Linked DNA regions of Mus musculus: all the other regions are linked to region 1. A link is a loop called in an ENCODE intact Hi-C map of the cell type or tissue named here. Cell type or tissue: gastrocnemius. All regions are shown on one strand. Links, peaks and the distances in the headings refer to the core of each region. The heading gives the core; the rest is flanking DNA. Region 1 overlaps Syne3 (spectrin repeat containing, nuclear envelope family member 3). Region 2 holds the start of Gm31829 (a long non-coding RNA gene). Region 3 overlaps Gm46375 (a long non-coding RNA gene).

Region 1 (5,000 bases), core at 1-5,000:
AGAGGCCCATTGGACACACAAACTTTATATGCCCCAGTACAGGGGAACGCCAGGGCCAAAAAGTGGGAGTGGGTGGGTAAGGGAGTAGGGGGGGTGGGTATGGGAGACTTTTGGGATAGCATTGGAAATGTAAATGAGGAAAATACCTAATAAAAAATTAAAAAAAACACAACTCTATATAAAAGTTTGCAAAGCTCCCTCCCCATCCCCATGCCCCTCCCCCTCCCTCTCCCTCTGTTTCTTCCTGGGTCCTATTTCCTGGGCCTGTCAGATTCTCAGAAGTCTGAATCACTGGCCTTTCTTATCTCTGTCTCCAAGAAGGATGGGCACTGTCCTCAGAAGGATGGCCATTCTCCATGCTTCTGGCCTCCTTGCCTGGGTCTCTCTGAGCCCCCTTTTCTGCCCACCAGGGCCATTTAGACTCCAGCCTGCAGCCACTATTCTCACAACATTACCCTGAAGGCCTCATGCCTCTATGCTAGGCTCCCAAAGACCCTATCTCCCTATATATTTAAAAAAATCAAACAAAACAAAACCACTGGCAAAGCTACGGGATGCCAGGCCCCTGCCAAGGGGCTTGAAAAGTCCATAAAGTCTGAGTTGTAATTAGATATTGTCCAAAGATGGGTTCAGCATCCCACATTCTGCATCTGCCTTCAATAACTCTGTCAAAGATAACCTCATTTTCTAAACCCTGCTTTTCTGAGCCTGCAGTACCAGGGTCAGGATACCAACAGTAGCTAACTACCCACGACAGCTTCCTGCCATAGGGACCTGTGGCCTCCGGCACAGGAGCACACTCCCTGTGGATATGTGACAGTTAATCTTGCTTGTCAACTTGACTAGATCTAGAATCACCTCAGAAACAAGCCTCTGGGCATGTCTCTGAAGGATTGCCTAGGTTCATTAGCTAAGGTGAGAAATCCCACCATAATGTGGGCTGTGCCACTCTGCAGGCCAGGGTCTAAGACATCATGAAAAGGGGAGAAACTAGAAGCAGTTGAATCTCTGTGAGTTTAAGACCAGCCTGGGCTGCCTAGGACTCCAGCGTTCCTTGCTCAATACTTTCTGATCTGACTAAAGCTACAGTGAGACTCGCTGCTTCAAGTTCTGGCCACCATGGTTCCCTGAACCATAATGGACTACACTCTGGACCTGTGGACCAAAGCAAGCCCCTCTCTTCACACGCTGTCTTTGTCAAATCCTTGGTCATGGTGATGACAGGACATGAAAGTGACTCAGCTGTGAGTGAAGGATGATTTAAAGTCACCAGACTTTTCAAGGTCTGCCCCACTCAGGGGCAGGGTTGTGTATGCCACAGGCCCTGTGTATGGCACCATGCTTCCTGGAGACTCCTGGGGCCAAGCCTGGTGCAGGAGCCAAAAGTAACAGACAATGTGTCATGGTCTGAATATGCTTGACCCGGGGAGTGGTACTATTGAAAAGTGTGGCTTGTTGGAGTAGGTGTGGCCCTGTTGGAGTTGGTGTGTCACTGTGGGTGTGGGCTTTAAGACCCTCATCCTAGCTGCCTGGAAGCAAGTATTCTGCTATCAGCCTCCAGATGAAGATGTGGAACTCTCAACTCCTCTTGTACCATGCCTGTCTGGATGCTGCCATGTTCCCACCATGATGACAATGGACTGAACCTCTGAACCTATAAGCCAGCCCCAATTAAATGTTGTTCTTATAAGAGTTGCCTTGGTCATGGTGTCTGTTCACAGCAGTAAAACCCTAACTAAGACACAATGTAAGTGTGATAGGTGCTCCCACCACGTGGAGGGAAGGAGACAGACTTGTCCCGTGCCCTTTGTGTCTCACATGTCCTGGGATTGGGTTCTAACTCTAACACACAGGTGCAAGGAGGTCTTTAAAGCTCTAACAAGGTCATTGGCTTCTCTGGGAACACACCCATCCTAAACACAAAGGACTTAGTATTGCTGGTCATGCTGCCTCATGTGACATTAGTGGCCATGTCCCTTCCTTGTGACCAGGGCTTGCCATTTACCTATAACTTGATTGCAATGTCTCTTTAAGAATCTCTTTCTATTCTAGACATTTCTAAGTTGCCTGTGACATCGATGTGTCCACCTACTAACTTCTGGATGTAAAGAAGATGTTTCCAGTGGAAACGGTGTTCAGGGCCAGGTAGAGTAGAAGTTAGCCTAGAGTTGATTTTTCCTTGAGCTGCACTGCCAGGGACCAGCTTGAACTCCATGAGTCTTGGTTCAAAGGCAGACCCTGGCCTGACTAGGTCAGGCTGTGCAGGGATCCCGGAGCCTGCATTTCTATTTGTCTCAGTCCAATGTCAAGAAGTCTGAAGTTCTGAACAAGCAGTTAGTTGCAGGGAGTACAATCAAACCTGTGCACCTGAAAGCGCTCATGTGGCCACTAGAGGGCGCTGCAGACAAGGCTCTGAAGCTGCCAGGGCTGAGGGACACCCCTCAGGTGTTGGGACAAGGCCACCATTTCTGTTCTCCCTCCGTGGCCCTCCTCACAATGTGAAACCCTGGCTTCACTCACCCACTCACTGATCCACCCACCCAATCCCCAGGAAAGCAGGGCCCTTGTCTGTCTGTCCGTGCATGCTGCATCCACCACAGGAGCCAGAACAGCAGCTGGCATACAGGAACTGCTCAGCAGTCAGAAGTTACAGAAATGAGGATGAGGACAAAGAGAGGTTGAAAGGAGAAAGGACCCAGGATTGTAGGAGTGTAGGACCTGGCTCTCACAGCTCAGGCACATCACTGGTCCCTTACCTCCAGGGACCTCTGCAGGGCTTGCTGGTCACAGGAGATCTGGTCTACTTTCTGCTGGTGCTTAGAGTTCCCATGGGCAAGAGGCCTCACAGCCTCGATCTGTGTCCCCAGATCCAGCCCCTCTTCCTGCAGCCCCTGCGATAGAAAAACAAGTGAGCTGGGTCACCTCCCCTCCATCCAGAAGACCCTCCATCCAGGAGGCCCAGTAGGGCAGGGGCTGAGATGGGTTCCCAGGCTAGCATGTCCCTCTATCAGTGGCTGTACCACTTGGGTGGTCCAATAGATTCTTCTTCAGGGCAAATGAAACTTTAAAATTCAGACACAAATATCCTGGGGCACCATAAAAATAAACTATAGGAAAGATCCCAGACAGCATCTTGAGAAAGAAACCCACGTCTGGACCCCCACCTGCTGACCGTTGGTTGTTATGCGGAATTAGACCTACTTCAGTATTAAAGACTCAAATGTAGCATGCTTAATGTTTTCCAGAGAACACTGTCAGCTTATGCACGAATCATGTTTGGGTTTAAAACAATAAACACCGTGTCGTGTGCATGATAAAAACCAGTAAGGTCCCTCAGCCGGCCAGTGATTGCCAGTGACCTGCCTGTATGCGGTCCACACGTGATAGAAAGCATCCCTTCCTAATCTCAAAATTGGTTTATTCAACTGAAAGCCTCCAAGTTCCTAGGACACTTAATCTTCATCGTCTACCTGACTAGATGTTTATCATCTAGCAGACACCTCTGCTGTGTCTATGAGGGAGTTTCCAAATACGATGAGCTGAGGAGGGGAGAGCCACATTAACTATGGTGGACCCACCCCATGGGCTGGAGTCCCCAAAGGGAATAAAAAGAGAACCGAACTGAAAGCCAGCATTTACTGCCCTCTCTGCTTCCTGACCCCTCCTCAGACTTCAGAGCCCCAAAGAACTGCTTGTTGCTGTGTTAGACTCAAGACTCCGTAGCTCAGGGAGTGTGTATGTGTGTGTATGTGTGTGTGTGTGTGTGTGTGTGTGTGTGTGTGTGTGTGTGTGTGTGTGTGTGAACAGTCCCAGCTGAGGCCAGGACTGCCCACTGAATAAGCAGAGATTCCATTGAGACCCACGCCATCCCGGCAGTAATGGACCCAAACTGCCAGAAGGGGGTGCTACAAAGTAGACAACAGAGCTCCTCACCTGCAACCTTAGGAGCTGGACCTGCTTTCCAGGAAGGTCCCTCGGAAGCCCTTTCTCTGCTTGGATCCTGGCCTGGAGGTCTAGGAGCTTCCTGTTTAGGGGATCAAAAGCCACCCCAAAGTCCTTGTGCTGAACAAGCAGGCTCTGCAAATAGAAGCATAAATAAGAGCTTTTCTTATAGTGCTTTGCAAGACCTAACAGTGGGCTGGGCTGCTCTCTTTAAATGAACTCCTAAACCATCTCCTCCAGGAAGCCCTCCCTGGTGGGCCAACCTTGTGTCCCCTTATCACACTTTAGCCATTGTCTGTGCAGGCTGCCCCTCCCCTGTACACCAGATCTCTCACCAGAAGTTTATTATAAATATGATTTTTGAGAACACATCTCAGTCTACTCATTTCCTCTCTATACTCTGTTATAGAGACAGAGTTGAACCAGTGCCCTACAGACACTGGCCTCTTCAATGCCAGAACCCTATATAGAGCCCTATAGGCTGCCGCAGCCTGTGGACCAGAGATTCTCAACCTGTGGGTTGTGACCCCTGTGGGGGATGGGGTTGAATGACCCTTTCATAGGGGTCACCTAAGATCATCAGAAAACACAGATGTTTTTACACTATTATTCACAACAGTGGTAAAATTACAGTTACTCAGTTGGGAACTCCAGTCCATGGAGTGGGGCCGTTAACAAAAATAATTTCATGATTGAGGGTCACCACAACATGAGGGACTGTATTAAAGGGTCGCAGCATCAGGAAGGTTGAGGACCACCGGTCTCTTTGCTGAGACCCCTTTAGGGGTGCAGCAGCCTCAGTGGTTTGAAAGTGAAGACTTCTCTTTTTGTCTGACTTCCCCCCAGCTCCTGCAACCCTGCCTCAGCCCTCTGATGAGGTGAGGTTGTTGGACTGGAGTCAGGTGATGTAGCCTGAGCCCTGAGCCCGTGCCAGGAGATCCTGACTGACTCTCCTCACCTGTAAAACAGGGTGAACGGCAGGCAGCACCTCCCCTAGAGTGTCAGCTGGACAAAGATTAGCAGGTGGCTGGCCCAGAGCCAACGCCAGTAGACCATAG
Region 2 (10,676 bases), core at 2,852-7,851, 150 kb after region 1:
GAGGGAGAGAGGGGAACACTTAGGACAGATCTCAGGTCCCCAAAACTGCTGGGCCAGAGATGTGCAAAACCCCCATGTTTCTGACTGTCTGTGAGGTCCCTGCAGAACCTAGGAAATGAACCAGGCACCAGGCAAATCTCAGGCCTCATTAACAGAGAGTCTGTACCTGTGGGTGTCCCTCTCTGGTTCTTTGTGCGGGTGGCATGGTTTGTATCCTGCTCTGATGAGCACATGGCCCTGGGAGTGGGTGACTGCTGCTGTCACATCCTTGTCTCTTAATTGCCGCAGGAGGGAGGATGCCCTGGGAGTGGTATGGGTTTGAATTTAAATAGAAAAGAGATGGAGGAGCCAAAGATCTAGGACATTTGAAAGGCAGCACGGCCCTCCAAGTGAACTTCCAGATCGTGCTGGTTCCGAAGAAGGGAGAGGGGGAGGGGAAATGAGGGAGTTGGTGAAGAGCCAGAATGGATGAGGCGCTGGATAGAGAGGCTTTTCCTCAGTGTGACCAGTGGCCTTGGGGAAAGGCACGGGCCGTCATGTTTCATGTAGGAGCATGTGATCATGTTTCATGTAGGACTGTGTGGAAAACAGGCACTCCCGCCCTACTGAGTCTGGGTCCCTGCCTCACAGGGCACCGAGGTGATTCCCGCACAGTAGAGTTGAGAAACTACTTTGCAGACTCCCCACTGGCCAGTTCACCCAGCTGGGAAGGGGCAGCATAAAGGACTCAGGTCAGTGTGATTGCAAAGCAAGGGCTTGTGCCGTGTATGCAGCTCATGCCTCTCAAATCAGCACTGGAAGCTTTTAACAGAATACATAGTTCATCATCCAGGATTCCCCAAACACACACACACACACACACACACACACACACACACACACACACACTATCAGGATTAAGCAGTGTGTAGAACTAGAACCTACCTAACGCGGCATTCAAGTCCCAGAGAACAAGACAGTGTGCCTAGGGCCACATGGCTGCACTGTCCTCCCACAAGGGAGAGGTTCACGAATGAACTGGAACCTCAGACTCACTGGCCTGAAATCAGATGGGGACAGGAGACAGCACACTTTACCCCAGCTCCCCCTGAGTAGCGGGAGTCTACTAACCACCTAGAGGAGCTGGCTAGAGGGTCAGACGTCTGGAAGGGTTAGTACAGGAAGCTGGGGACAGGGAAGAGGAAGAAGACGAGTCTCAAGCCCTTTAAATCTATGATCTAGCCAGCACGGGCCAGTCTCTTGAAAGCATCCAGGAAACCTTTTGAAAGCCCACCATCGAACCACGAGATGTCCCAGCAGAGAAAGACACTTGACCCCAAGCCTAATGGCCTCAGTTTGATTGTGGGGGTCACATGGTGGCAGGAGAGAACTGACCCCTGAGGCTGTCCTTTGACCCCACATGCATGCGTGCACACAGACCCACCCACATACATACATGCATATACATGCAGACATGCACACACACGATCACATACAAGTGGAAAAGAATAAAGTAAGCCTACCGCTCATGTCACCACAGGCGGCCGTATGAAGGGGGGAGGTACAGAGGTGAGACCGGAGTTGACAGCTGCTGGTCACTGCACCTGGTCATCTTTGCCTCTGTAAAGACAGCCTTACCAGGTGGGCCTCTTCCTCCAGCTGACAGACAAAGCCAGAGATCACACCTGCCGGGATCCCCTTGATGTGTGTGATGAGGGAAGAGCAGGTTCGGAGGTCTTTTTCTATAGTTTCATCCACCTCTGAGACCTTTGAAGCATTTTTATAATCCATATTCTCTGGAAAAATTTTTAATTTCATCTGTACTGCTGGGAGCCTTCCTGGAGGAAGAAAAATGCTGATTTAAACAATACCGGATCATTGTGAAGTATGAAATTCATTTTGTGGGTGTCAGGCATGTTCTGTGAGCAGTTGAGACTCCTGGAAATAATGAACAAAGCCCACAGCTCACAGAACAAGGGGCCTTAGCCATCACAGGTTGAGCTGTGGTTCCCCAAGCCCAAAGACACTCCCCCCTCCCTCGTCCTCCCCACTCCCACTCAGCTCGAAGGCTTTCAGAGTTAAGATGCGTTTATCTTCATCCTCAGGGGTGCAATGTAGCCATTGCACCTCCTAACTGAAGGAGGTTCACACATTTGTATCTGGAGCTGGTAGCCCCCGAGCCCAAGGCGAGTCCTTTGGCATGTGAGACCCTTTTCTCTTTATGAGCCTTGTCCAAAGTGATGGAGGGCTGTTTCAGAAAACGGAATTGGCTGGCACGGTATCAGGATGAAGCAGTGCGTAGGATTAGAATCTGGATGGTGCGTGGAATTGGGAGCTACATCGAGAGGAAAATGAAGGTCCTTCCTCAGCACTTAGGAGGCATCATCTTGGGGGGGGGTGCCCCACCCTCAGCCCCTCATGGGAGGAGTGAAGGCAGAGGCTGGCTCTCCTGGGGTTTGGAGAGGCCAGAAGCACACGCAGTGTTCAGTGCTGACTTGTGTTGCCCCCAGCATCTCGCTGTAGCCACGGGACAGACTCTGGGGCGTTTCCTCACACATCAGATCTGGCCACGCAGCCCCAGAAAGCAAAAGGCCAGAGTTACAGAAAGCCAAGAAGAGATTTTAAGGGTGAGGTGAGGCCTCTCAGCCTACCGTCAGGGCCCTGACATGGGTTAAAAGGAGGGATGAGGGTCAGGGCAAGGGGGAGGGATGCAGGTGTGTGTGTACCTGAGGATCCTTGGTTACCAAGTGGTCCAGTTGATCACGGAGTTCCCAAGCTGCAGAGTGAAGAAGGATGTCCTTGATGTTTGTGAGGACAACTCTGCTCCCATGTATCTGTCAATGAAGCCCTGAAGTTGATGAATCCAAGATGGCTGCAGGCTCAGGACAATGCCTGGAGACTCCCAGGCAGCTGACATAAAACACCCCATTTCCCTGGTTGTGGAATCGTCAGTTTCAAAGGGGCTGAGGTGGGTGAGGAGCCTGCCGCTTTAGACAGACACTCCTTATGAGATCAGTGCGCCCATCTGAAGAGTTCAGAGGGATTGTTGCCTGAAGCTGAGAGACAAAGCAGATAGATGCACAATGCAGGCAGAGAGCTCAGGCCTCTGCCCACTTTCAGTTGCCTTCTGGGACAGATGACAAGTCCTTTTTCAGAGAAGCAGTTGTCAAGGGTTCTATGCTACCAGCAAGTAGTGTGGAGTCTTGCATACTGTAGATATCAAGGAAATCTAGGCACCACTGAGTACAATGCTCAGTGGACGGGTCTCTATGCAGACTCTAACCAGGCAGGACTCACCTCCCTGGGCATCCAAGAGGCACCCGTGATGCCCACCCTCCTCAGAAGACCCTGCTTAGGAGAAGTCTATGAGGAGTTTCTATCTCTTGAATCCAGGGACTGTGAGGGGAGCCCGGACGTCTGCTTAGGTTTTCCTTATGGCTCCTGGGTCTGTTTAAATTTATTTTGTTGCTGAGGATTGAACCTGGGGTTTTACATCTGCTAAAATATAGAAAAGGATGCTGAAACTCAATCAGGAAAGAACCATACAACCTAACAGTCGTACTCGTGGGCAGACAGGAGCTGGCACGTCAGTAAAGATGAGGTATGGATGGCAGTGGAGAACCTGTAAGCATGCGCAGCTGCAGCAACCGGGAGGAAATGCAAATTAAAGCTAGGAGACAGCACACCTGTCAGAATGCTAGAAGCAAAGAGCTGCTGAGCTGCTGCCAGATACTGGCAAGAGTGAGCAGGGAGCAGGCACAGTCACGTGGGCACCACTGTCAGGAAGAGGGAGAGCACCTTGGAAAACAGCTAGACAGCTTTCATGAATAAAACATCCCTTCATTATTCTCAAACAAATCCTGGCGTAGTGACTCTCAGCCTTCCTAACGCTGCAACCCTTTAATACAGCTCCTCATGTTGTGGTGACTCCCCCCGCAACCGCAATATTATTTTTATTGCTACTTCATAGCTGTAATTTTGCAACTGTTATGAACTGTAATGTAAATATCTATGTTTTTTGATGGTCTTAGGAGACCCCCTTCCGTTGAAAGGGTCATCTGACCCCCCACAGGGGTTGTCACCTACAGGTTGAGGACCACTGTTCTAGTGGCTTTATTCAGAGCAGAAGTTGGGAACTGCTCAGGTTTCTTCGGCAGAGGAAGGGTTAAATGGGGGCAATCAGAACCATGGGATGCTGTTTACAGCAAAAAAGACCGAAGTATTGACAGCTACAACATGGATAAATCTCTAGCGAGTTGTGCTGAATGGAGAATGTCCCCAAAGAAGACCAGCTTTACAGCTCCATTTCATGGCAATTTTGAAACAATGACATTTTAGAAATGTCAATTAGATTAGCGCTTCTCAGGGGCTAGAGAGTGGGACGGCGGTGGCTCTGGAGGTCACAGCAACACTCAAGGGGTCCGTCAGATGAAGTTATACCAGAAAAGGGTATTGCATCCCCTGGAGCGGGAGTTACAGGTGGTTGTGATATGAGTCCCCCTAAAGAGCACCATGAACTCTTAACTGCTGGGCCATCTCTCCAGCCCCACTAAAATCTTTTGTAAGGGAGACGTAACATATAATATTCATGTTTTTATCAGGGATTACATCATGCTTTTCTTAAACATTCTGTAGCCTTTTCCATGTGGTCTTTCCCCCATCTCTCTCCGTTCTAAATCTCGTTGCTCTAATGTCTATAATGTTTGCACTTAGGTCATTTCATGGGATGCTCTCCCAGAAGTGGAGTCAGAGGGTTGGAAACATGCCCCTGAGGCTCCTAATGTAGGATTTCAAGTGGCTTTCTAAAGAGCTCTGCTGGTGCTGCGTTCACAGCAGAAGTGTGTGCGCCCCCTGGTGGTTCTTTGGTTTGTGCTGCCTGGAGAGGGTCTTGAAAAATGAGCTGCCCTAACAGACCCATTGAGCAGGACTCTGGAGAGTCCTACTCCTGTCTACCAATGTCTAGAAGCAATCCAGATGAAGAGAAGGGAGATGAGTTGATCTTTTAGGTTTTTCTAAGTGGCCTCTTTGTCCTCAGGTTCTTAACAAGGTCCTGGATCCCAGGAGGTCTTGGACCTTGACAAGATCGGGTGGCTTCGGAACTGTGTAAGCTTTGTATTAGCCCACTTCGGTTACAAAACTGTCAAATTTATTTCCTTATAGTTTTGGAAGTGAAGTCTAAAATCAAGGTCCAGGAGGGTTCTGTACCTCTCTTGCAGACATTTGTCCTCTCATAGTGTCCTTACCTGGCCTTTCCTCTATGAATGTGTCTGGACACACACACACACACACACACACACACACACACTCCCCTCTTTATGTAAGGACTCTTACCCCATTGGTTCAGACCTCTGTCCTTAGGAGTCTATTTAATCTTAATTACTCCATAAAAGTGCTATCTCCACAAGCAGTCACATTGCAGGGTAGAGTTTCAATATGACTTCTGGGGCTCACAAATATTCAGTCCTAGCAGGCATCCTGATCTCGGGGAGGCAATTTGAGTGTAGAAGAGAAGAGCTAAGTAGCTTCCTCACTCAGGAGGACCAAAGGTGAAGAAAGTCAAAGGTCACCCTTCATCTTTTGGGAAAATATTCCACAGGTCCAGGTGTTGAGCTCCAGGCCAGCCTCTGATGATACAGAAATGGAGGCATCATTTTTGTTCTCCCAGTGGAAAAGATACTGTCTTAGTCAGAGTTTCTATTCCTGCACAAACATCATAACCAAGAAGCAAGTTGTGGGGGGAAAGGATTTATTCAGCTTACACTTCCACATTGCTGTTCATCACCAAAGGAAGTCAGGACTGGAACTCAAGCAGGTCAGGAAGCAGGAGCTGATGCAGAGGCCATGGAGGGATGCTGCTTACTGGATTGCTTCCCCTGGCTTGTTCAGCTTGCTTTCTTATAGAACCCAGGCATTTCCTCAAGGGAGGCTCCTTTCTCCGTGATGGCTCCAGCGTGTGTCAAGTTGACACACAACACCAGCCAGTACAGACACACTGAGAACATTTTCAAATCTCGTACAGCCGTCTGTATTGAAGTAGGGTACAAGCCTGGTGCTATAGGAAACCATAGGATTGTGGGGAAAGAGGATTCAGGGGAGACCTTCTGGAATACAGAAGCAGGGTAGAGTCCATCTGATGGAGGTCACATGCAAGAGGAGACATAACAGTCAAGACATGGGGATGCATTTGTGTGAGGTGATGGCCAGAGCTCATTGCAGAAACTCCCAGGCACTGAGTCAGGACCAATATGTCTGAGGCAGCTTGCATGTGAGGGTCAAGCAATCCTTTGGCCATCCAAAAAAATGTTTTGCCATATCCTAAAAATAATGGACGTCCATTGGGAGTGTTTGTTTGTTTGTTGTTTTGGGCAAAATGTCAGATGATATTAGGCTTGGGTAATGCCTTTCTGGGCGCAGAATGGAGGGTGAGTCTGAAGAGATAACACAAATGCAAGTGAATATCAGTCAACCCATGGGTAGTTCCAGAGATGAGAGGTGGGAGCCAAAGCTAGGGATGTGGTGGGGCACTCACAGATGCTCTGCAGGGAAGCAGCAGCAGCAGCAGCAGTACCAGCAGGAGCAGCAGCAGCAGCGCCTTGTTACACTGTGAGCTGAACAGCAGGGTACAAGGCATGTATGATTTGTCCCATGTGCCTGACCAGTTTGAGGGGCTTAGTAAGTGTTGTTGACTTGTGGATGAAGAAGTTTGGTGGAACCGTAGAATGCCACAAGCATTCTACAGTCTATGCATGACTGAGAGCAGACATTTCTCTGGCAGCTGACCTTGAGCTTGGTACCAATCCCAAGATGGTGGCTATCTTCCATCCATACCTGTATATCTTGGCCATAGCTATGTGTATTGATATTGAGAGTGCCTGTCCTTAATTTTGAACTGGTCACAGCACCTGTAGCTACCCCATTAATCGGTCAAATCTCTAACTTGTTGTTTTTATGCACAAGCATATTTTTTTAATGAGCTTGTTTGTTTGTTTGTTTGTTTGTTTTCAAGACAGGGTTTCTCTATGTAGCCCTGGCTGTCCTAGAACTTGCTCTGTAGACTGGGCAGTCTTGGATTCAGAAATCTGCCTGCCACTGCCTCCCATGTTGGGAGTAAAGGCTCAAATTTATTAAGCTGCTCAGCTGAAACTTCTCTGTCTCTCTGGTTTTTTGAATGAAATTTATCTTTTAATGCACGTTTTTCTCTTCTTTTCCTGAAGTACATTTTCCTAGTAGCTTCTTAAGAGAGACGAAGAGTCCCCCTGAGTCCTCGCTTGCCTGCAGACCTTCCACTTTACCCTCATCTGCATCATGTAACTGGATTTTGGGGTCCAGGGTAACTGGACCCTCCTCCAGATCTTGAAGGCATTGTTCATCTTGTAGCACACAGTGCTGCTTTTAAAATTGTTTATTCATTTATATTTAATCTGTATGGTGTTCTGTCTGCATTTATGTCTGTGTACTATATGCATGAAGTACCCTCAGAGACCAGAAGGCACCAGGTCCCCTGGAACTGGAGTTTCAGTCAGCTGTGAGCTGCCACATGGGTGCTGGGAATCAAACCTGGGTTCTCTGGGAGAACCAGCCAGCTCTTACCACCGAGCCGTCTCTCCAGCCTTTAAACCTGATAGTGAGAGTTTTGATCTCCGCATCCTCCTCTTCTTCCTCCTCTCCCTACTTTCTCTTCCCCTCATCCTCCATCTCCTTCTCCTTTCCCGAATCCTTCTTATTGAAGGTGGTCCTAGAGACAAGCTGGCCTTGAACTCTATGACCAGGCAGGTCTTGAACTTGTGACCCTCCTGCTTCAGTCAGCCGAGTAGCTAGATTACAAGTCTGAACACCAAGCCCAGTCAAGGTTTTTGTTGTTTTGTTTTGTTTTTCCTTAATGTGACTCATTTTGTTTTTCTTCAAGGAGAGTGACATGTAAGGGTCTTAGGACAGTGTTTGGAATTTAGTAAAATATGATTAATTCTTAGCCATTATGATTGAGTTTTTAAAATTTGCCGTTTTACTCTGGTATATGTCTAGCCACTATGCTACTTAAGAGAGTGGAGCCCCAGTTTCCTGGAGCACTTTATAGTAAATCTGCCTACCTGTCTCTCTCTCCATCTATCCACCCACCCACCCACTTATCTATCCAATCTTTCTTACTGGTCTCTAGAGATCCCTAAAACAGGTATCAAACTGTATTTCTCACTGGGGATCCCTGCTGCCGGCGAGCAGATGGCTTGCCTATTTGTTTGTTTGTTTGCTTGTATTTTGAGACAGAGTCTCACACAGTCCATCCTGGCCTTGAACTCACTATGTAGGCAAGGACACTCTTTAAGCTTCCAGCCCTCTTAGCTCCTCCTCCAGAGTGTGCGGTTTATAGGCTTGTTCTACCACGCCTGGCTTTATGTGGTGCTCAGCGTTGAGCCAGGGTTTGTTTGGTGCATGTTAGGCAGGAGCTCTAACCACTGAGCTACACCCCAGCCTCAAGGGAAGCTTCTTTTCATGACTACCCTAGGTGTGTCTGAGGGAGGGGCAGGGCTTCCCATCCTGTAGGATGGAGAGAGGTCTCCAGGCACACACTTCCCCTCCCTCCGGACTCTCTCCTCCTCTCCCTTGTTGGACAGATGTGTTTCCATGGTGCCTCTTGAGAGGGGAGGGAATGGTGTATGCTTTACTTGGATAGTTAGGGGAAGGTACCTAGGTTTCTAACTGGTGGCTTTTTGCTGATTCTTAGTACAAGGTCTCAGTGCTGGGTGTTCCCAGACTGGGGTCTATCTCCTGAGGACTTTGCCAGACCGGGATGTTCTGTGGATGCTTCCAGACTGGGGTCTCCTAAGGATGTTCCCAGACTGGGATCTCTTAAGGAATGTTCCCCATACCTATTCTAGTTGTCTCTACCTCCCGAGACCTGTCACCATGTCCTGTGCGTGCACCTCCCCTTCCCTTCCCTTCCCTTCCCTCCCCTTCCCTCCCCTCACCTCCCTCCCTCCCTCCCTCCCTCCCTCCCTCCCTCCCTCCCTCCCTCCCTCCCTCCCTCCCTCTCTCCCTTCCTTCCTCCCTTCCTCCCTTCCCCTGTTCTAAGACAACCACAAATGCCCTGGGTGCTTTGATCCACTGTCTACCAGTGCCGCGCTCAACCTTCCCTGTCCCTACATGCTGACAACCTTTGGTTCTATCTTTCTGCAAGACTGTGGGAACCGAGTGGCCACAGGTCTGGGAAGCAGAGCTGAGGAGGAAGCTGTTGCCACGTGGGGTAGGAGACAGGAGCGAGAAGGGGCTACTCTCCATCCCTGGGGAGGTGCTAATGTGGGGGTCTGGGAGAGGGGGCAAAGGAGGAGAGAGCTGTGGGTTCTATATAGTTTAATGCTGGATGAACAGAGAGGTGAGGAGAGGATTGAAAGGGTTCGGCCCCAGTTTGGATGCAGAGTGAAGAAAGGCTGAAATCATGGACGCACCTCAATGTGGTGGTGGGGTGGGCGGCATGTAGCCTAGAACAGAGACAGGGTACCAGCAGGAGGGAAGGGAATTCAGCTGGGCCTCATTTCCTGAATTTTGAGCAAGTCTGTGGAGTCTGAGAGGGATGCTCAGACTGTGTTCAGCCTAGAAGCAACAGTGAGCTCATGGACTACTCAGCAGTAGCATTTGATCCTTCTCTGGGTGGCCCCAAAGGTGCTTGCCCATGCACGCGTGTATGCAGAAGGTGCTCACACATGCACACCTGTATGCACAAGGTGCTCACACATACACACCTGTATGCACAAGGTGCTCACACATGCACACCTATTTCTACACGGTGCTCACACATGTATACCTGTGTGCACAAGGTGCTCATACATGCACACATGTATGCACATGGTATACACACATGCACACATGTGTGCACAAGGTGCTCACACATGCATACCTGTATGCATTCACACATGCACACCTGTAAGCACAGGGTGCTTACACATGCACACATGTATGTACATACATACCATGAGACCCTGACCTTTTCTTTCAGAGCCAACCCATGACCAAGTCTTCCTCCCTGTGTAAAAAACGAGCCTCTCCCTTACAGTGCAGAGCACAGCACTCCTGGATAAAAATAGAACACACTCAAGTCTGCCCGGGCTGCCCAGGAGGAACATTCATAGCCTTGTTCTTCCTCTGCTCTCAGTGTTATTGGTGTTTAGTGCCAAAAGACAGCTCTGCTGTGTGTGGGTGTGTGTGTGGGAGTGGGGTAGGAACAGCCTCAGCTCTGATTGCCAGGAAGGCCCTTCTCTGTCCCTAGCACCACTGAGCCTGAAGCAGGCCCTTGCCTTGCGTTGTCCCCTGGGCTCTTCCTTACAATGATTCTGCTTCCAGCTGGCAAATCTGCTTCTCACCCTCAGACTAGGCCTGGGACTTAGTCTAGGAAAGTCCATCAGCACAGCTGGTTAGCCTGGGGCTACTCTGGTCACCAGTATCTGCCTGCTACACACAGGGGCCTCGAGCAGCCACTGCAGTCAATATCCTGTGACCTGTCCACATGGTTCTGGAGTTCTTCCTGTTTGAGCCGTGAGGACTGTTGGATCGGCTTTTTCTGAGGCAAGAGTCACCTTCTAGCCTGGGGCAGTGACATTAAGAGTCTCAGTAGGCCTGGGGACCTTGAGAAGCCCCACCAGTCCCAGGAGTGTTGCAATGAGGATTGGGTAAGAGATTCGGGATGATACAAGTCAGTTGCCTGTCTA
Region 3 (10,341 bases), core at 1-5,000, 58 kb after region 1:
TTCCCAGTATTGAGGGAAGTGATCCAGAGCATGGACTGTTTAACAGATTTGGGGAAATCAAGGCAGAGAGGAAAAGAGCAGAACAGAGAAGATCTCAGGTCTCCTGTTCAAGCCCCCCACCCACACCCCAAAACACCAAATCACTCATCCTTGCCATATCCACAGCACACACAACACCGTTTGTGAATCTCTCACCTACTGTTCATAAGCTTTATAACATAGGGGCTGTGGGGAGCTGGGGTGCCCCCTGTCTGAAGCTGACAGGTAAAACCACTAGCCCAAGGCTACATACTCAGGTGAGGCCAAAGTGGCCATCTGATTTGACCACCCTTTCTCTTATAGCGAAATGACACTGGGGGCCAGAGGCTTCTGGGCTTACAGACTCCACAGTCCCTTGGAGGTAATACTTCCCTGCCCAGTCATGCTGTCCAATGTGACCACACCAGGCTCCCTGAGCAACCACGGGTCTCTGTATCACTAGGTGGAGGGGCTGCCCAGACAGGGCTAAGTCCATAGTCACTCGAAAGCGTGCAAAGACCCCCAGGAGAGTGGGCAGTTGTTCCCATGGAGGCAGAACAGCTCTGCCACACCCTGAGGTCTTTGCCGCACTGAGGGGACAAAGGATCCTGGGTTCTCATCCCTCCCTCAGTGACTCCAGAAATAAGGCCTCCTGGTACATTCCTACACAGCCACCCCCAGAGGGGCCTCTCTGGCACGCGGGGAGCAGCTTGGCTCAGCTGTAACTGTCAGCAGGCCCGGGGAATGTGCGAGCCCACGTGTGCTAGAGTGTCCCTCTGGGGCACAGTTCACAGGAAACCCAGCAAAACAGCCCGCTGGCATAGATCACCTTCCTACCTCCCAGCTCCTGCCCCCTATGAGCTGTTGGCCCCTCCCCACTCCCCCAGCAAGAGGCGAGGCTAAGAAAGCTCTTCAAGAGAGCCAAGTTCCTGCGCAACGGATCTAGACTGTGCCGCCTTGAGCAAGTCACGCCCCCTCTCTCTGCTTGTTTCTTCTCTCCTGGGTACACGAAAGGGGCTATCCTGTGTGGCTGCAGTACGAGCATGACACACTGGTCTTGAGCAGAGTCGCTTTTTCCCACCCACGAAGGATGGGGTGTGACACCCCCCTTTGGTACTAAAGTCACCCCACAAGCATACCCTGGCTATCCATTATAGAAAGAAGCCATCCCTACAGAGATGAAGCAGGGCTCCAAGTCACTGGGGATACGTCCCAAAGCCAAAGAGATTAAATGTCACGAACCCTGGGCTGAATTCACCACTTTTCAGTTTTGAAGCAGAGGCCAACCAAGATGTGTGAGACACCCACCCAGGGAATGGGCTCCAGATCTGACTTCAAGCGAAGCCAACATATAAGTTCCCCTTAGAGTGGTTTGATGGGGATCAGCGAGGCTGTGCGGCTGGCCCAAGTCTGCACAACAAGGTGACTGAAAGAAACGGAGCGCGCCGGGTGGGACTTCCCTTCCTCACTGCGCGCTCTTGGGCTCTCCCTGGCGAGCTCGTAATTCCCAGAATGGGACATTCCGGGACCTGAGGACCTGTGAGTTGACAAGTCTGCCAGCCTCTAAAGGCGAAGAGGGGAGACCGAAGAAGCTACCTGGCCCCAGGGAGGAGCAGCCCCCAGCACTGCGGCGTCTTGGGGCCAAGACTCTAGGGTGCCCAGGATTTCGCAGCGGGTGGAGCGGTTGCATTTGAACCGAAGCTCCGCCCGCCCGCAGCTGTCACGCTGGCCGCCGCCCCCGCGCGCCTCCCCTGCTCCCCAGACTTCCCGCGGCGCAGATCCCAGGGGACGCGTCAAGACAGGGGTACGCTGGAGAACCGGGCGCGATACCCCGCAGCCCCGTGCTGCCTCCCACCGCCCTGACCTTACTCACCCTGCCCGGAGCAGACGGAGTGCGGCGCCTCCGGCGGCTGGGCCGAGTCCCTCCTGCACCCTGCGTCCCGGGCGGCTCCGGGGCGGGGCGGGGCCGGGTCAGGGCGGGGCGGGGAACACCGCGACTGCCCCGCCCCCCTAGGGACCCGCCCGGAGCCCCGCCACACTGCAAATGGGGAACCAGGGCGGAGGACGAACCTCCCCGCTACAATTCTCAAACCAAAGTTCAGGAGGGCGGGAATACTGTGTCTGTCCATGCCAATCCAGATCCGATCCAGCGTCTTCATCTGCCTCCTGCCATTCCAAAGAGTCGTGGGGACCACCCAGGAGGAGGCCCTCGGGAAGCTATTATCCTACCTGTCCAGACTTGGGGAGGGGATCAGAGGATGGCAGGTGTTACCCTCACAGAGCAGAGAGAGCGACACAGGCAACAGCACCAAGTACAAGAATGAAATGGCAGCCATCAGTCAACCTGAAAGAGGCACTCTACAGAGCCCTTCCCACTCTTCAGTCTTCTAGCCACCCATACTGCATGGGAACTTCCCAAAAAGCCCAAGCCCAAGAATGTCCATCTCCTCTCTCTGGTGTCCTGGCCTTGCTCACCCTCCCCCGCCCCCCAACCAATCAGCATCCTCCCATGTCATTGGCCAATCCTTGTTTTGGGCTCCACCCACTTAACCTTGCTTCGGAAGAGAAAGTGTTTCTCTTCTCTGCCTCAGGGCCTTTGCACTTGTAACTGCCTAGGGCCATTCTAACTCCACCAGTGGGATTTCAAGGATTTTCAAGAAGAGGCCGGCTCCCTTCCCCTGCCCTCAGACCTTGTTCAACCTCACTAAAACAAAACAAAACAAAACAAAACAAAACAAAACAAAACACCCTAGGGCTCCAGAGTTATCTCTTTCAGGCAGCAACAGATCCTTCCGATTGAGTCTGGGTCTTCTGAATGAAGCGCCTGCTGCTAAAGAGAACACAACTTGGAAACCTAGTACCATGTGAGAGTCTGTCTTCACGACCTAGGAGTGACCAGTCCACTTAATAGATAACAACAAAGTCTTCAACACAAGCCCAAGGTCAGTCACACGGTCGCCTTCTGTGGTTTCTTGGCAGAGCTGGCAGAATAAATAAATGTAAAAGCCATTGTCCTAAGGAGATTAATTTGTCAAACAAAACCAGAGAGTAATGGTGGGGGGAGGGGAAGAGAGAGAGAGAGTATTCTGGAAGAGGCAGAGTTAAGTAGAGCTCTAAGCTTAACACTGGAGGTGGACCCAATTTGAAGCAGAATGCCAGAGGCTCAACCACGCCTTAGTTGGAGCCCATTCATTAAGACATAATTACTTTGAGAAGATCTACACAAAGGGCCTCCCCTGGTCTAGCACAACAGCCAAGCAAGCAGTGACTTACAGTAACTATAATTCTCACCTTTGGATAAGGCTTTCAACCTGCATCCCTTTGTTAAATCCTTACTACCGTCCTCCTCTGAGCAGTTAGGAGAATGTAATTAGCTTTGTCTTAAAAGCCAGACACTGAGGGCTCAGGCACTTTGTTCTGGGATAGAGCTGTCTCTGCCACCTCTGTGAATAGCTGGAGCAAGCAATTGGCCCTCTAAAGTCCCATACCTGCAGTGAAAGCTGACCTAATGCAGCTAGACAGGCTATAAGCCTTTTAATCCTAGCACCCAGGAGGCAGAGGCTGACAGATCTCTGAGTTCCAGGCCAACCTGGTCTACAGAGGGAGTTCCAAGATAACCAGGGCTACACAGAGAAACCTTGTCTTGAAAAGCCAAAACTAAACAATCCATAAGCAAAAAACCAGAGATGACAGTGCCAATCACCCCAATTCACAGCCAGCAGCTGGTTACTCAACTCCGGTTCCCTCTTCTGTTAAAAGGGTCTAATCTAATAACAGACACTTGTATGGTTCTCTGCCTGGTGTCTTCAGGTCTGCTTGGCAGGAGCTGTTGCTTTATGGTTCTGAGTCTGATGTGATGGCCAGGATCTCTGGCATATGGCTGTGCCAAGTGTTTCATCTAACTAACATCTCCAGAGCCAGCCATATGCAAGTCTCTGGGAATGTGGGGAAGGGTTTACAGAGATGAGCTGTCCTTTCCATGGGTAAGCCTTTCAGAGCAGTAGGAACCCAAACTCCAAGCCTTGCCTTTCTATTGTGTAGTAACCGAGTGAGTCAGTTAACCCCTTAGAATACTGGAGGGGGACAGCAATGGTGCTGCACAGGTAAAAACATAAAAACGGTAAATATGAACCCCAGAACTCCATCAGATATTAAAGTGCTGGGGAGACTGCTCAGTGGGTAAGTACTTAGCTGGGCAAGCATGAAGACTTGAGTGCTCATCACCAATGTTCCCATAAAAGCTCAACGCCATAGCACACATCTGTAAGGCAGTGGAGGCAGGGGATGTGGACTGCAGGGGTTCTCTCTCTAGCCAGTGCAACTGAAACAAGCTCCAAGTTTCAGTGAGAGGCCTTGCCTCAGAGAAACAAGGTGGGATAGAGGGGGACAGTTGGTAGATGGTGACCTCTGGCTTCTACATGGAGACATGCAAGCACACACCACAAACACACACACACACACAGTGTTACATATATATTGATAGGTTGTTATCTTTGACTTGATACTTTTCACAACACTCTCTTGGCTTTTCATAAGGCTGATATGCACATCCATCAAAACCGGACTTCACTATGTATACGTATTTATTGGCATCGTGGCTCTGGGTGGAACACACTGGGTGGTTACTTCCACACCGCACTTACTTTTTTTAAAATAATATTTTTAGTCTTGGGAACTTAGCACAGTGGTAGAGCATCGCCTAGCATGCACACAGTTTCTATCCTTAGCTCCAGTAAAAATTAAAATTGAAAAAAAAAAAACTTTAATTACATTTTTTTTTATTTAACTGAAGGAATTGTCCAGTGCGGCAGTGAGCATGTGGAGGTCCTGGGGATCGAACTCAGGCCATGAGGCTTGGCAGCAAACGCGGTTGACACTCAGCCATCTCCTTTTCCACTTCGTAGCAGCCCACGCATTTGGAAGAAGGACGCTGTACAAGCGTGGGGCGAAATTCTCAGCTAAGAAGACATTAACGGCTGCTACCAAGTTTAAAAACGTATCTGGAAAGAAAATACTGGCAAACGGCTTGGGGAGAGCCCCGTTGTCATCTCTGGAATTGAGCACAGGAAACCCCGCCCGCGGAGGCCTCCCCTTTCAGAGACAGCCTGGAGAGGCAACCGCAAGAAGGGGCACTAAAATTATGCCTTTCGGAAATTCTGACTCACGCGCTGTGGGGCTGTTTGTGCAAGGCAAAAATGTCTCCGAAAAAGTGAAGTTCCCACTGCTCCCACCCCTTCCTCTGGGCGTGCATGCGTCTCCACCGGCACTCAGGCACTCACGGGGAAGCGGGAATGGGCACAGCTAGTTCTTGGTCTGCTACACACTGGCTCAGCCAGCCTCCCCAGCAGCTCCTGCATTCTGTAGGTGTGATTTCCTGTTTGTTTATGTGTTCAGCCTCCACACGAGATTAAGGGGGAAAGTAGGGATGGCCTGGCGTTGCTTGTTGCTTCCTTTATACAGCCCTTTGTATGGATGGGTAAAGCGAGGCAAGAGCGGAGGAAAGAGGTGCCCTGTCCAGAAATCCCGGAGGTGTCAGTGCTATCCTGCAATGTTTAGTCCCATTTCCTGGCTCCTGTCTGACTTCTCTTTCAGGGCTGGTTTTTAGGATAGCTGTTGGCTGGAACACTTATGCAAAGCTCTCTCTGGGGCGTCTGTCCAGTTCTGGGGTATCTGTTTCTGGGGTGCCCCAGAGAGCTGGTCAGCTCTCATCCCTAGTCTGCTCTCCACAGTTTTTAACAAAATAGTTTTGTTTCTGTGTTAGCGTTTTCCAAAGGTTACTTTATAGCTCCCCATTGGGGTCCTGCAGGAGCCCACTGCCCTGGTAGGTGCAGCCTCTCACAGCTGCCTCTCTGCCCAGCACTCCCCAGGAACACTGACCTGCCTTGCTTTCAGAGTTTTCTGTGTGTGTGTGTGTTTTGTTTGTTTGTTTGTTTGTTTTGTTTTGTTTTGCTTTATGGTCTTGTGTTTGTTCCGCAGTGGTAGGGACCAAGCCTAGAGCCTCTGCGTGCTAGGCAAGCCCTCCACCAAAAGAACCATGACCCCACCCCTTGCCTTGAATTTAGAACATGGAAATAGAGTATGGGGTTATGCATGGTTGGATTCTACAGTGTCTGACTGGGTTCTAGCCTTTTTTCTGCCATGTTACTTCTGGTTTTGGACTTCTTAAAATGTTCATAGGTTTGCTTGCCTGGTTGGTCAGTTACATGGTTGTTTTTTTCTCACAAAGTCTTGCTACTCTGTAGCCCTAGCTATCCTTGTGCAGCCCGACCCCTTCTGGAATTTGTGGCAATCCACCTGTCTCAGCCTCCCAAGTAGGTATGGGTCATCTCTATTATAGGCAAAAAAAAAAAAAAAAAAGATTTTTTTTTTCCTCTTACTTAGCATCAGCCATCAACTTGACACAATCCAGGATAATGTAAGGGGATTTGAGTTAGGAGAGTCCCTCCATCAGATTGGTCTGTGAGCATCTTCTTGATGATGGCACTTTGTGAGTTCCTGGGCTGTATTATGATGGCTGCCTGAGCAGGAGCCAGTGAGCAGCGCTCCTCAGAGGTTCCTGCCTCTGCTCCTGCTTGAGTTCCTGCCCCGACTTCTCCCAGTGATGGACACTGACCCGGAAATATGAGCCAAATAAGCCCTTTCCTGTCTGAGGTGCTCTTGGTCCCGGTGTTTATCACAGCATCAGACGCAAAGAACAATCTTTAATGTTAACGGTGTAAGATGTAGCTCAGTTGGCAGAGCACTTGCCAAACATCCGAGATGTCCTGATTAGATGCCCAGCACTGCATAAAACAGGCATGGTGGCACATGCTGGTTTCCCAGCACGTAGAAGTTGGGATCAGGAGAATGAGAAATTCAAGGTCATCCTTGGCTACACAGCGAGCTTGAGGTCTACCTGAATCAAAATAAAAAATAAAATAAAATAAAATAAAGTTTCACTAGTGTACAAACAATGGGTCTCTTTGTAACACTTCTTACTCACTCTCTATTTGTATATTATATAATTGCATTATATTATATACATTTACATTTTCTTCTGCTGCACACATGGCACCCCCCCTCCCCCAACTCCTCCACCTTCTTGTTGGTTCCTTCTGAGTTTTCCAGTCTGAGACAAGAGGAAAGTAGGAAAAACCATCACTTGCTTACCTCTCCAACTTAAGAAATTGTGAAAAATCTCAGGACTGGAGAGATGGCTCATCAGTCAAGAACACTGGTTGTTTTTCCAAAGTATCTGGGTCCTATTCCTAGCGCCCACATGGTGGTCCATAGCCACATCTAACTCCAATTCCAGGGGCTCAGATGCCCTCTTTTGCCTTCCCTGGGCATCAGGAGTGCACATGACTCACAGACACACATGCATGAGGGACACCTTTGCACATAATATTAAACATTTTTAAAGTGAGGATATTGATCTTGTTACACAAAAAACACCATTCACTGTTGAGGGAAATATTAAAAAATGAACCCACCAACTCTCCTCACTTCTGCTTCTCTCAACCCACCAGCTCTCTGGCCCCACAGGGCCATGTTCCCACTCTAGTACCTGCACCATAGAGCCACAACACTACGGCTCTGTCCCACATTCTAGTAACCAAATAGATCCGCCATTCTCGTGTTTTGATACCACAATACCCAGTAACCCGGTAAAAACAAGACTCAATGCTTACAGTTAACCAATCAGATTTATATATCAACAAATTCTCAATATACAAGATGCCAATACAATAATTTCAGAACCAATTGATAATGATAAAAGCTGCCCAATATTCTAACCTTTATATCATAACAACCTGTGGCTAGTCATAGCCACACTGATTCACATCAGCCACCATCTTCCTTTTCCCCACCCCACCCCCACCCCAAGACTCTCTTTGTCTCTCTGCAACTCTTAGCTCTGCCTCCCTTTCCCCTGCCCAATCACTGTCCTCCCACTGCCCTAATGTAATTAGATAGGGGAAAATCCTGGGACACACTGTGACTAGACATTGTTTCTGCTAAGTTCCATGGAAATAAAACATGCTAATCTACGGTTGATAAACTTTAATTCTGAAAATGGAAAGCCTTCTGGAAGAGGCTTCCTGTGCATCTCCTGGAGAGTATCCAGGGCTATGCTCTCTGCTCCCACCGGCTTACTTTAAACGTGTTTAACTACGTGTTTTACTGGAAGATAATTGTAAACTTGCATGTAGTTACAAGACCTTGCGCAGTATCTCTCCCTGCCCAGTGCCCTTGCTGCCAGCATCTTGCAGAACAATGATAGAGTATCACAGGGAGGGACACTAACACAGCAGTCATCAAGACAAAACACTCTGTCACAGCAAGCTGCCAGTCTGTCCCATCTGCTTCTTTTAAATGCTGGAACCATCAACCAAACCATTTTCCTTTCTGTAGCCCCACCCCCACCCCCATTTTAAGATAGTTCTCTCTACTGCAGAGTTTGCAACCCCTGCATGCTGGAGGATGAGGCAAGAGGATTTAGAGCTCAAGGCCAGCCTGGGCTACATAATGAAACCATGTATCAGACACATACTGAATGGAACCTTTTAGGGTTGGCTCTTTCTACTCTGGTGTTAGCAAATCGTTAACATATTCCCCCTGCTGAGTCCTGGCCCAGGGTATGGATGAATGCTGGTTTAATCATCACCCTACAGAGGGACATTGGTTGTTTCTGGCTCGGTGCTCTCTTGTGAAGCCGCCCTAAGCGCTCTGCGCATGCGCCTTCGCATCCTCGGTTGTTTGGTATAGTCCCCATAGACAACTCCACCCCGCTCTGTTCTTCCTAATTGTTTATCCCTCCAGTGTACTAACTAGGGGATGTTTGTGTGCCAGTAAATGCTCTGGGCTGAGCTCTGAATTGTGGAAGTCCAATAAAAACAAATTACATTCCTGCAGAGCGTGTGAGGATAACAACACAGGGGCATGTGGGATACTGAAATAACCAGGCTGTGCTGCACCGTGGACTTCCTGGAGGAATGTAGAGACAGAAGAAGCAGAAGGCCTGGGTGTTTGAGGGAAGGCCCTCTGGAGATTGTGAGTTGTGGGTTAAGCTTGGATGATGGGGAATACTAAAGATACTTTGTGCTTACTAAGGGCTTACCAGGAGGCGGGCAGTACTCTGATCCTTTGCCTGTGCCACTGCTCTTCTTGGGAGCCTTGATTGTCAACTCACAATCAGGGGAAAAGAGAAAATAACCCCTTGCCCACCATCACCCAACTATCATGTGCCTGACCAGATATACAATGGCCCTCCCCTCGTTCTCTCACCTTACTGTGTGTGTGTGTGTGTATGTACTTGTGTGCGTGTGTGTATGTAAGTGTGTAAGCATGTATGTGTGTGTATGTATGTGTGTATGCATGTGTGTATAGGTATGTATGTGTTTATGTGTGCAGGTGTATGTAGGTATGTGTGTGTATGTATGTGTGTAAATGTGTGTATATGTATGTGTGTATGTATGTGCGTGTGTATGCATGCATGTATGTGTGTATACATGTGTATGCATGCATATGTGTGTATGCATTGTATGTATATATATGTGTATGTATGTATGTGTCTATGTTTGTATATGCATGTAAGCCAGAGGTCAATGTTGGGATACCTTCCTCAATCATTTCTTCACCTTATTTACTGCAACAGGGAAGATTTCTCTACCCTAAACCTATTTCTGCCAGAGTAACTGGCTAGCAAGCCCTGAGATCTGGCTGTCTCAGCTTCCTGGCATGGGGTTTTGGGTGCACAGGGTGGCTGGCATTTTTCACATAGTTGCTGAGGATCTGAACTTGGGCTCTTACACTGTGCAGCAAGCACTTCACCTACAAGCCATCTCCTCAGTCCCCACAGTCCAGATTCTTGTTTGATTGTTGTTTTGTCTTGTTTCCTTTTTCTAGACAATGTTTCTCTGTGTAGCTCTAGTCCTGGAACTCACTCTGTAGACCAGACTGGCCTGGAACTCAGAGATCTGCCTGTCTCTGCCTCCCATTTAATCACTCTAATTTTTTTTTTTTAAGAAAATAACTTCTTTTTTTTCCCCCCTATTTTATGTGTGTGAGTGTTTCGCTTACACACATGTCTACACCATTTGTGAGCCTGGTGCCCACAGAGGCTGGAAGAGGATGTTAGATCCTTTGAAACTGTAACCGGGACCTAAACCCTCATCTTCTGCAAGAGCATCATGTGTTTTAGAGCCTCTCTCCAGCTCTATTTTTTTTTTCTTCTGGTTTTTCGAGACAGGGTTTCTCTGTGTAACCCTGGCTGTCCTGGAACTCACTCTGTAGACCAGGCTGGCCTCGAACTCAGAAATCCACCTGCCTCTGCCTCCCAAG

What was found. Peaks named below come from ENCODE experiments on the same cell type or tissue, not always from the same donor. Only the 100,000 strongest peaks of a DNase experiment are listed, where the experiment ranks them.
Region 2: it touches region 1 in a loop (3-fold over the local background); 11 of 42 quality-filtered maps call a loop at or near these places.
Region 3: it touches region 1 in a loop (4-fold over the local background); 11 of 42 quality-filtered maps call a loop at or near these places.

What each region holds. Positions count from the first base shown.
Region 1 is chr12:104,950,230-104,955,229 of GRCm38, forward strand. It overlaps Syne3 (spectrin repeat containing, nuclear envelope family member 3), which reads right to left. Exons shown (of 19, transcript NM_001042699.2): 11 at 3,934-4,077; 12 at 2,757-2,891. Among named protein-coding and RNA genes, the nearest start is that of Syne3, 46 kb to the right of the region's middle. In gastrocnemius, for the core only: CTCF peaks have their summits at 2,392 (motif pointing right) and 3,906 (motif pointing right); DNase peaks (open chromatin) are centred at 2,413, 3,898, 4,509 and 4,961.
Region 2 is chr12:105,099,415-105,110,090 of GRCm38, forward strand. Gm31829 (a long non-coding RNA gene) reads right to left here and starts at 3,577. Exons shown (of 3, transcript XR_872956.2): 1 at 2,706-3,577; 2 at 1,503-1,817. In gastrocnemius, for the core only: a CTCF peak has its summit at 4,830 (motif pointing left); DNase peaks (open chromatin) are centred at 3,701 and 4,828.
Region 3 is chr12:105,008,100-105,018,440 of GRCm38, forward strand. Gm46375 (a long non-coding RNA gene) reads right to left here. Exons shown (of 2, transcript XR_003950255.1): 2 at 4,584-6,913. It also overlaps a transcript of Syne3 not described here. Among named protein-coding and RNA genes, the nearest start is that of Gm31742, 9.8 kb to the left of the region's middle. In gastrocnemius, for the core only: a CTCF peak has its summit at 1,916; a DNase peak (open chromatin) is centred at 1,834; H3K4me3 peaks cover 2,509 bases; H3K27ac peaks cover 3,027 bases.